2 separate regions of the Homo sapiens genome follow, and region 2 is linked to region 1. Evidence: chromatin loops called from intact Hi-C (ENCODE). Cell type or tissue: prostate gland. All regions are shown on one strand. Each heading gives the region's core, and the rest is flanking DNA. Links, peaks and the distances in the headings are about the cores only.

The links. Peaks named below come from ENCODE experiments on the same cell type or tissue, not always from the same donor. Only the 100,000 strongest peaks of a DNase experiment are listed, where the experiment ranks them.
Region 2: it touches region 1 in a loop (2.2-fold over the local background); 5 of 110 quality-filtered maps call a loop at or near these places.

What each region holds. Positions count from the first base shown.
Region 1 is chr1:218,352,463-218,357,708 of GRCh38, reverse strand. All of the region lies in intron 1 of TGFB2 (transforming growth factor beta 2), which reads right to left. Among named protein-coding and RNA genes, the nearest start is that of TGFB2-AS1, 9.4 kb to the right of the region's middle. In prostate gland, for the core only: no CTCF peak of the experiment used is centred there; no DNase peak of the experiment used is centred there.
Region 2 is chr1:218,883,336-218,888,581 of GRCh38, reverse strand. No RefSeq gene overlaps it. Among named protein-coding and RNA genes, the nearest start is that of LINC01710, 33 kb to the left of the region's middle. In prostate gland, for the core only: no CTCF peak of the experiment used is centred there; a DNase peak (open chromatin) is centred at 1,941.

The DNA.
Region 1 (5,246 bases), core at 431-4,430:
CATTCAAACTATTTCCAGAAGGTTTGGACTTTACAATATCCAGGAAGCATTTTCCATTTGCCTTAAGTTCCTCAAGTCATTGTGGTTGAGGGAACATCTAAGCCAAACATTTCTGACTTATCAGGCAGTAACAAATCCAAGCGTTCATTTGAGAGAATGAAGGGATGGTCCCGGCCCAGGGAGGACCGCTTTCTCAGCACGATGAGGCTTTCCCTCCTAACAGACACTAAAGCCAGTGAATTCAATTCCTCTTGGACAGCAATGTTTTTCCACATCACTGAAGTGGTGTTACTGGGTTGCCCCAGGAAAGCCAGGATGCTAACTCACTGAGAGAATATGTTGCACTGTGAACAACTACCCAAGGCCTTAGTGTGGCTTCCCCTCTCTGATATCATTTCTACTCCTCAAACCCTCTGCAGTTACTCTCGACCAGCCCCTCCCCTTCATCTCATCCAGCTTCCTCTTTGAGATTTCTTTTTTTTTTTTTTTCATTTTTCAGATGAAGTCTTGCTCTTGTCTCCCAGGCTGGAGTGCAGTGGCGCAATCTCGGCTCACTGCAACCTCTGCCTCCCGGGTTCGAGCAATTCTCCTGCCTCAGCCTCCCAAGTAGCTGGGATTACAGGCGCCTACCACCATGCCCGGCTAATTTTTGTATTTTAAGTAGAGACAGGGTTTCACCATATTGGCCAGGCTAGTTTCAAACTCCTGACCCCAGGTGATCCACCCGCCTCAGCCTCCCAAAGTGCTGGGATTACAGGCGCCAGCCACTGCACCCGGCCTCCTCTTTTAGATTTCTACACCGTAATGTCATACTATTGCTAAAGCCGCCTTTAAAATGAATTGCCTGAAGGCTAAGAGGCGGCTGTGGCCAGTGCTTGGTTGCGGAGGTGAGATGAGGTCTACATGAGTATAACCACAGCTGCCTGACCTGCCTCAGCCTTGACTCCAAATGTCCTGGTTTCTTTTCAACCAGTGGAAGTGATGAGAGACAGGACACCTGTGAGGAGAAGCGAAACCAGCCCCAGAAGCACATTACATAGAAGCCCCGCCTGCATGTCAGTCTTTTATAGGCAACATCCCCTCTGTTCTTTGATTTTGGACTTTGGGATCCAGAAAAATAAAGAGGCAAGTACTATGTGACACATATGAACCTTCAGAGATCAGTTCAAATAGTTTAAATAATTTTTCCCGGCTGGGTGCGGTGGCTCACATCTGTGATCCCAGCACTTTAGAAGGCAGAGGCAGGAGGATTGCTTCAGGCCAAGAGTTCAAGACCAGCTTGAACAACATGACAAGACCCCAGCTCTACAAAAAAATTGAAAAAATTAGCCAGGCATGGTGGTGCATGCCTGTGGTCCCAACTATTGTAGAGGCTGAGGCAGGAGGATAACTAGAGCCCAGGAGATGGAGGCTTCAGTGAGCCATGTCTGTGCCACTTACTCCAGCCTGGGCAACAGAGTGAGACTGTCTCGAAAAAAAAAAAATTCCCCTAAAAATTTATATACCCTTTGAAACAAATGGTAAATCTTGAGATGTCAAAAATAAAATAAAAACAAAAAAATTTTGATTTCCAAGACTCTGGCTGGGAGGAGTATATACTATGTGGATCTCCTGTTCTTGATTCCACAGATGGGCTCCTAACATTCATTAACTAGAAAACGTTTCTGAGGGCAGATGTCATGCCTCCACTTAATTTCATTTTCCATGTACTTCTGCTATAGCACTCTATACCATGTGCACATAGACCGCTATTCTTTATTTCACAAACCTTTATGTGATTTCACTGATTCTATATATTTTTCATATTCTATTATTTCTAAAATCCAGATTCTCTCTTATAATCAATGGCTGAGTTAATTGGCAGTGACATTTAGTTAATGTTATAACTAATAGTTAAATGGGCAGTGATATTTCTTTGTTAGTGGCACATAAAATAGTGGTGCATTTTAAAGTCAATGAGATTCGATGAATAATAGCTGCTGTGGAAAGAAGGCCAGAAGCAGCTGCACCAGGTGCTTTTTCACACACATCATCCTTTACAACCCCTAGAAAGTCGATGTTCTTCTTTACAAATGAAGAAACTGAGGCTGGGCTAAGTGAAGGGGTTTCAAATCCAGCTGCAAAGCCGACAGTGGCAGAGCCAAGATCTGAATTCGGTAGGAAGCAACTTAAATATCAATGAGGCAGTTTTAATGACTTGCACTGAGAGAGCCAAGTTGCTAACCAAAACAGGACCACTCTTTAACAACTGCCACAGGCCTGGAGTAGGATTTCTTGTCTTTGATGTTACCGCTTCCATTTCAGCCTTTGAGATTCCTTTGGTACAATTCCCTTTTATTTATTCTCCTTTCTTTATTTAATGGGTCTGTCCAGCTCCAAAGTCATCATGCTCATTGTATATCATCTTGCCTTCCCAAATAAATTAATTCTCTGAAATAGGAATGCCCTATCAATAAAATTTATCAAAATTTTTGTGAGGAAAATGATTGCAGTTCAAAAACAAAACCAAGGCTGGGCACGGTGGCTCGGGCCTATAATCCCAGCACTTTGGGAGACCGAGGCGGATGGATCACTTGAGATCAGTTCGAGACCAGCCTGACCAACATGGTGAAACCCCATCTTGACTAAAAACACAAAAATTAGCTGGGCGTGGTGGCACATGCTTGTAATCCCAGCTAGTTGGGAGGCTGAGGCAGGAGAATTGCTTGGACCCGGGAGCCAGAGGTTGCAGTAAGCTGAGATGGTGCCACTGCACTCCAGCCTGGACAACAGAGCAAGGCTCTGTCTCACAAACAAACAAACAGAAACAACCAAAGTCTTAATAAATCACACTTTTTGTATCAATTAAGTGCAGAAATAAAAGTTGAATGTGTTAAGAGGCAAGAAAAAAAAACCCAGGTTGTGTGCTTCAGAGGTATATTTTCTCAGTGCTTGTGAATGTAATTCTTGTTAACAGAGGAGAGCCACCATTCTTCCATGGATGTATTACATCATTTATCAAGAAGGCAAGAAAGGTCATGCTCTCTATTTCCTGGGCTCTGTATTAGGGCTCCTATTACCTGTGGTGGCTGAAAGTCTAATTTCCATAACACATCACTAATAGAAATAGCTATTTCCATTTCCTCAGCTGTCAAAGGGACAGTATGAGTATTAACCTCATAGGATTGCTTGTGAGTATTAAAGAGTACATATATGTAAAATATTTAAAACTATGCTTGGTTTATAAGTCTTCAATAAAGGTTAGCTATGCTTGGCCTGTAAAAAGTCCTCAATAAAGGTTAGCTTTAATCATCATTATCACCACCTTCATTATTATCTGAGAATTGGAAACAGAAAATATTATGGTTATGAGAATCCCTGTGCTCTTTAGCATAGTGACATGACCCATCAGACACATTTTCCCTGATAATGAAGGTCAGAACATTTCATCTCTCCGCATCTCCTGGCCCTGACACCTCTTTGAACTCACAGATTCTTCTTCTTCCTGTAGTTCAATCTCATTCTGTAAAGGGAATGCTCATCCATTTGTCAAACATTCCTTGATCAAACACAATATGCTAAGTTCTATAAGAATATAGATAAGTTAGACTTGATTTCTGTTCCTGGGGCAGTCTACAAACCAATGAAGAAGACAGCCCAGAACAGAGTTAGATCTTACTAAGATCAAAAGAAAAGAGGGAGAGATAGAGATAACCATCAGTATAGTAAGAGTGCAAAGGAAGAGCTAATTAAATAAGACTAGGACAATCAAGGAAGGTTTTCTAAGGAGGTGGCATCTGACTAAGCCCAGAAATATTTTGTTTTATTTTGTTATGTTTAGAGACAGGGTCACGCTCTGTTGCCCAGGCTGGAGGACAGCGGGGCAGTCATAGCTCACTGCAGCCTCAAACTCCTAGGCTCAAGCAATCCTCCTGCTTCAGCCGCCCAAGTAGCTAGGACTACAGGCACATACCACCAGGCCCAACTAAATTCTCTGTAGAGACAAGATCTTGCTATGTTGCCCAGGCTGGTCTTCAACTCCTGCCCTCAAGTGATCCTCCCGCCTCAGCTTCCTAAAGTGCTAAGATTATAGGCGTGGGCCACCACACCAGGCAGAAGGATTTTTAAAGGTGTGAAAAGATAGATCTCTATGTAGAAGAAACAGCATAAACAAAGACCCCAGAGGCATGAAAATAAATGGCCCATTTGGGTAAAGGCAAAGAGGACAATGTGACTGGAGTATAGTTTTCATGCAGGGATTTAGTGAGAGGAGGGGCTGAGCAAGGAGGAGGGACCAGACCCTGAAAGGCCTGAATCTAATTGCCTAAACTCTCAGGCCTTCTCATAGGAGAACTGGATAGTGCCAGACATGGTGAATTACCAACCCTATGTTCTCTGTTTCCAGCCCCATCCCATCCCTGCCCTGAAGTGTCAGAGGCCACCTAAGGAACAAACTGAGTGAGCAAAGGAAAGAGATCCACTGAGTGGAACTATCGCAAAGGAAAAGAATGAGCTGGAGGTTCCAAGACATCCGAGGTTAATGGAAGTGGTTCCTGGGGTATCGCTCATAATCACATTTTCATCTCCCTAAAATCCAGACCCTCTCTTAAAATCAATGGCATGATCACTGAAGTGATATTTTTTTCTTAGTGGCACATAAAATAATGGTATACCCTGAAGTCAAAGGCATTTGAGACTCAGAGAATTGCTGCCAGGCAAAGAAGACCTACTCCATGCCAGAGCAGCTGCACTAGGTGCTTCTTCACATATGTCATCATCAATCCTTACAACCCTAGAAGGCCAGTGTTACTTTCTTCATCTTTACAAGGGAAGAAACTGAGGCCTGGTTAAGTAAAGGGGGTGCTGTCTCCCACAAACTCAGTAGAGTATCAAATGGGACATGATATGTGAGCACTCGACCATCCATCCATGCAGACATTCCATCACAATGAAGGAAAAGAAGGCAATTTAGAGATGGTAGGGAAGAGGCCAAGGGGCAGTTTCATTCAGAGTCAAGACCACCAAGCCAATTCAGGAAGTAAGGTAGTGGTGAGAGTGTGGGGCACTTAAACACCCACTTCTGGATATCAGCGCTTAGAAAAGAAACAAAACAGCCAACCATCAAAAGCAGCTTGTGGTTGTAGCATGATGCAAATTTATTCCAAACAAATGACAGAAGCAAACTTTTCAGTCTAAACAAACCCATCAAAGAATCCCCTAACATATTATTAAATCTAAAATAAAATACCTGGAGAACGTTGAATTCC
Region 2 (5,246 bases), core at 410-4,409, 530 kb before region 1:
AACATTACATTTCCAATAAATATTCATTAGGAAGGAATATATACCTTAATTAAGACTGACTGAAAACAAACCAAAAAACCAAACCAAACCAAACCAAACAAAATTGAAATGTTAGGTGATTGTTCATCTTGGCTTGTCCTGTTCTCTTATTGTAGAATATACAGATTTCGCATATACAGATTGCTGTCCCATTTTTTCCCTTGATTTTATTTTCAAATAGAATATATTAAAATATCCTCAAATTACAACTAATATATAGGAATTGGGATCTGGGCTTGAACCCAAACTCTGTTACCTTAATCTGTCTGGATGCCTGGGAAGTAGCCTACCATAAGTTCATTTGCATAAGGAACCTAAGCATTCCCTGAGGAAGACTTATCCAGAGAAAAGGTGCCTCAAAAGTAGCTCAAAGGGAGACTGAGTCTACAGCAAGCAATGAGTACAATGTCTGTTATCTTGTTTGTCACCCAAAAAAGCCCCATAGAGTAGTAGGCAGAAATGAATGTTAAGTGGAATGAAAATACCTCTTTACGAATTATTCGCAATGCCACGCAGCCCTTTTGTACAGTGTGAAAAGGGAAAGGGAGATGCACCACATTTTAGGGCTTATAACAGCTCACTTTTGACATTTTCTGAGTTCTAGAGACTGCAGTTATACTCAGTACTCACCCAGTCAGACCCACAGCAGCAATGTCATTGAGAATATTGCACTAAGGCACTGTCACAACAAGGTGGCTTTGGACCCATAAAGCAAGGTGGCAGCAAAGATAGTGAACAATGTTGGATTCAAAAGGAAAGGTTAGTAGCCTATGCCACGTGGGGGCTCTCAGAATTAATCATCTTGGGGCACTTGGCGGGGCACTTGGCAGGGCCTTTGAATCTCAAAAGAGAGGACGAGGGTGAGCCAAAGAAATCTCATTTTGTTGGCAGTGTAATTTAATTTTATATACCTCAGAGCTCCCGCAGCTTTATCCAAATTACACTCCCTAACATGCATCTGTAAAGCCAAAAGATCAGAGAAAGGGGCAACATGATTTCTTAAGTGCTCCATTTTCTAAGAAAATACAAGGCTATATCTCTCCTTAATGATTTGTAATTAAAATCATTCAGGTAATTATGTTTAATGAATACTATCTCTCTTCATCTTAAAGCATCCTGAATGAGTCAGGAAGAAAATATTCTTGCTGAAGATAAATACACACATGCCTATGTGTGAGTACACCTCTCTCTACCCACCTTTTCCTGTTTCTCCCCCCTCCACAAGGAACAGGACATGCCATTATTGGCAGCTGATGGGGCAGAGCCCCCCAAGTGAATAGACAGGGGTGCAGTTAAGGGAGCTTTCCTCTGGTAGATTAGACAACTACCAGTTCTACGTTTATGAGTGGCTTTCCCCCATATAACTGTTAGACAAGACTACTCACCTGTTAATGTCTACATTCTGTGCTTTGAAAATCACTGTCAGAATTCATGAGGCAGCCCTTTACATGTGGAATCAGCTTTGCTTGGGCTCCCCTGAATATACCCTTAAGCCCCTGCCTTTTTCACACTGTCTCCCTTTCTTCATCACTATTTTAGGAGAATGCAAGACCCATCAGCCGTAATACACTCATTTTCCCTAAGAAAAATCATAGAAAAAGAATACAGAAGATATACAAAACATACTCTGGGCCCCTGAATCCCACTGAATGACTTCATGAAGCTTCTTGGGGATCTGTTTTGGTCTCACATTGATCTTCCCTGGTGCTAGAGCTCTAAGCCAATGCCTCTGGCCAATGGTACTACAAAATCCTTTTTAAGTGTGTGCACACTCCGGTTCCCACCATAGGGAGAGCCCTTCTAAAGGGACCTGAACTGTTTCTTTCCAAAACTTTGAGCCCCAGATGTTCTCACAGGCCAAGAGCTGTTCTCGGAATTCAAAGGAGAGCTGGTGCTTTTACAGAGCTGAGTAGTGGCAGTGGGCCAGCTCGACTCATGTGGTGAACTTCACTGCATTGTGATTTATAAAATGTCCCTAATAAAACCAAAAAAATAAAAATAAAAATCTGTTCCTTATTTACCCTACCCAGTAAAAAAAAAAAGCACCATAATGCATTTCTAAGAATACTTAATTTTATGTGTGTGATTATAATTATTTAAACACTTGCTAGCATTTTTCCAGAAGCCCTTTCTTCCTCAGAAGAGCCAAAACATTATTTTCTCCACCCTGATTGTCGCAAACAAAACATAATGGATATTTTCTGCTATTAGAAGCCTGAAGAGCATTTAAGTACGTGGCATATCTTGAAAGGAAAATTGGAAAGCTCTATTTTTTAAATTCATACTTTCCAAGTAAAGATGAAAGTGGATCAAATTTAAACTAATATTAGAATGCAAAGTTGGGAAGGAAGGACAATGGAAATTCCAGTTTGTCTTCTTCCCAGTTTTTGTATATAAAGCTCCGTACATGTTTTTAAAAGAATATGCATAAATCCATTCATAGAACACTGTACGTGTAAGTTAGTAACTATTTTTATATCATTAGGATAAACTAGCCTTCTTTGGGCCTCCAATTACTGTAGCTCGAACCTGATGCAAGAAGAGAATTTGGGTCAAGGCAGAGACAAAGCAGAGAAGAGAATACTACAGATGTCCCTTTGGTATTTTCTGTGAACAACTCAATTCTCTAGAGAGCCCTGGCTATAAAAGAGAATGCCCAACAGCTGAGCAGTTAAATGCTAACTTATTGTCAGGCTAAGATAAACCAGAATTTTGGAAACCTTTAGGAAAAAGAGATTGTAACAAGCAGAGAACTCTAGTAGTCTTTATTAAACCAATTCAATATAAGTTCTTGGTATTTAATTATAAGAATAATATCTTTAATGATACACAGAGTACCTGATACTTCGGGGAAGGTGTGGAGCAATTTGGAAACAGACAAAAAGTCTAATTAATGGTGATATCTGGGAGGATAACAAGAAGCCATTCACAGCTATTGTAAAAGTTCTTATAAGATAAGATACATCTAGGGGACTGCTTCTCCAAAGGGGCAATTTTGCTTATATGGGACACTTGGTAATGTCCAGAGACATTTTTGGTTGTCTCAATGTATAGCTATAATTGGCATCATCTGAGTCGAGACTTTGGATACTTCTAGACTTCATATAACACACAGGACAACCCTTCACAAGAGAAAAACTATCTGGCCCAAAATGACAATAATGCCACAGTCGAGAAACCCTGGTCCAAGAGTACAAATCTCAAGGTTTTTCTTTTGCAAGGTACAGGGTTAAAACCATGTTAAGCTGGGTTAAAACCATGTTAAGCTATCCTTTCCTCAATTAACCTAGAATGCTTACTAACTGGCATGGTTTGGCTCTGTTTCCCCACCCAAATTTCATGTGGAATTTTAAACCCCACATGTCAAGAGAGGGACCTGGTAGGAGATGATTGGATCATGGGGGCAGTTTCCTTTATGCTGTTCTCATGATAGTGAGGGAATTCTCACAAGATCTGATGGTTTTAAAAGTGGTAGTTTCCCTGGCATGTTCTCTCTCCTGCCACCTTGTGAAGAAGGTGCCTGCTTCCCCTTCTCCTTCCGCCATGATTGTAAGTTTGATGAAGCCTCCCTAGCCATGTGGAACTGTGAGTCAATTAAACATTTTTTGTTTATAAATTTCCTAGTTTCAGGTAACATTATAGCAGTGTGAAATGGACTAATACAGATAATTGGTACCAGAAGTTGGATACTGCTATAAAGATAACCTAAAAATGTGGATGTGAGTTTGGAACTGGGTAACACAGAGTGGTTGAAACACTTTGGAGGGCTCAGAAGAAGACAGGAAGATGTGGGAAAGTTTGGAACTTCCTAGAGACTTGTTGAATGGTATTGACTAAAATGCTGACAGTGATATGGACAATGAATTCCAGGGTGAAGTGGTCTCAGATGGAGGTAAGGAACTTATTGGGAGCTGGGGTAAAGGCCACTCATGCTATGCTTTAGCGAAAAGACTGGTGGCATTTTGCCCCTGCCCTAGGGCTCTGTGGAACCTTGAATTTGAGAGAGATGATTTAGAGTATCTGGTGGAAGATCTTTCTAAGCAGCAAAGCATTCAAGAGGTAACCTGGCTTATTCTGAAAGCATTCAGTTATATGCATTCATAAAGACATGGTTTGAAATTGGAATTTATGTTTAAAAGGGAAGTAGAGCATAAGGGTTTGGAAAATTTGCAGGCTGATTATGTGGTGGAAAAGAAAAACCCATTTTCTGAGGAGGATTTCAAGCTGGCTACAGAAATTTGTATAAGTAATGAGGAGCTGACTATTAAAAGCCAAGACAATGGGGAAATGTCTGTGGAGCATGTCAAACACCTTCATGGCAGCCCCTCCCATCACACGTATGGAGGCCTGGGAGAGAAAAATGGCTTCATGGGTCAGGCCCAGGGCCCTGCTGCTCTGTGCAGCTTTGGGACTTGGAGCCCTGTGTCCCAGCCACTCCAGCTCCAGCCATGGCTAAAATGAGCCAAGATGCAGCTTGGGCTGTGGCTTCAGAGGGTGCAAGCCCCAAACCTTGGCAGCTTCCAGGTGGTGTTGGGCCTGTGGGTGCACAGAAGATAATAGTTGAGCTTTGGAAGCCTCCGCCTAGATTTCAGAGGATGTATGGAAACACCTGGATGTCCAGGCAGTTTTCTGCTGAAGGGGCGGAACCCTCATGGAGAACCTCTACTAGGGCAATTCAGAGGGGAAATGTGGGGTTGGAGCTCCCACACAGAGTGGCCACTGAGGTGCTGCCTAGTGGATCTCTGAGAAGAAGGCTGCCATCCTTCAGACCCCTGAATGGTAAGTCCACCAACAGCTTGCACTGTGCACATGGAAAAGTCATAGGACTCAACACCAGCTCTTGAAAGCAGCCGCAGGAGTCATACCTTGCAGAGCTACAAGAGCAGAGCTGCCCAAGGCTTTGGGAGCCCACCCCTTGCATCAGTGTGCCCTGGGTGTGAGGCATGGAGTCCAAGGAGATTGTTTTGGAGCTTTAAGATTTCATGAATGCCCTGCCAAGTTTCAGGCTTGCATAGGGCTTGTAATCCCTCTGCTATGGCCAACTTATCTCATTTAGAAGGGGAAAATTTACCCAATGCCTGTACCCCTATTGTATCTTGGAAGTAACTAACTTGTTTTTGATTTTACAGGCTCATAGGCAGAAGGGATTTGCCTCGTCTCAAATGAAACTCTGGACTTGAACTTTTGGGTTAATTCTGGAATGAGTG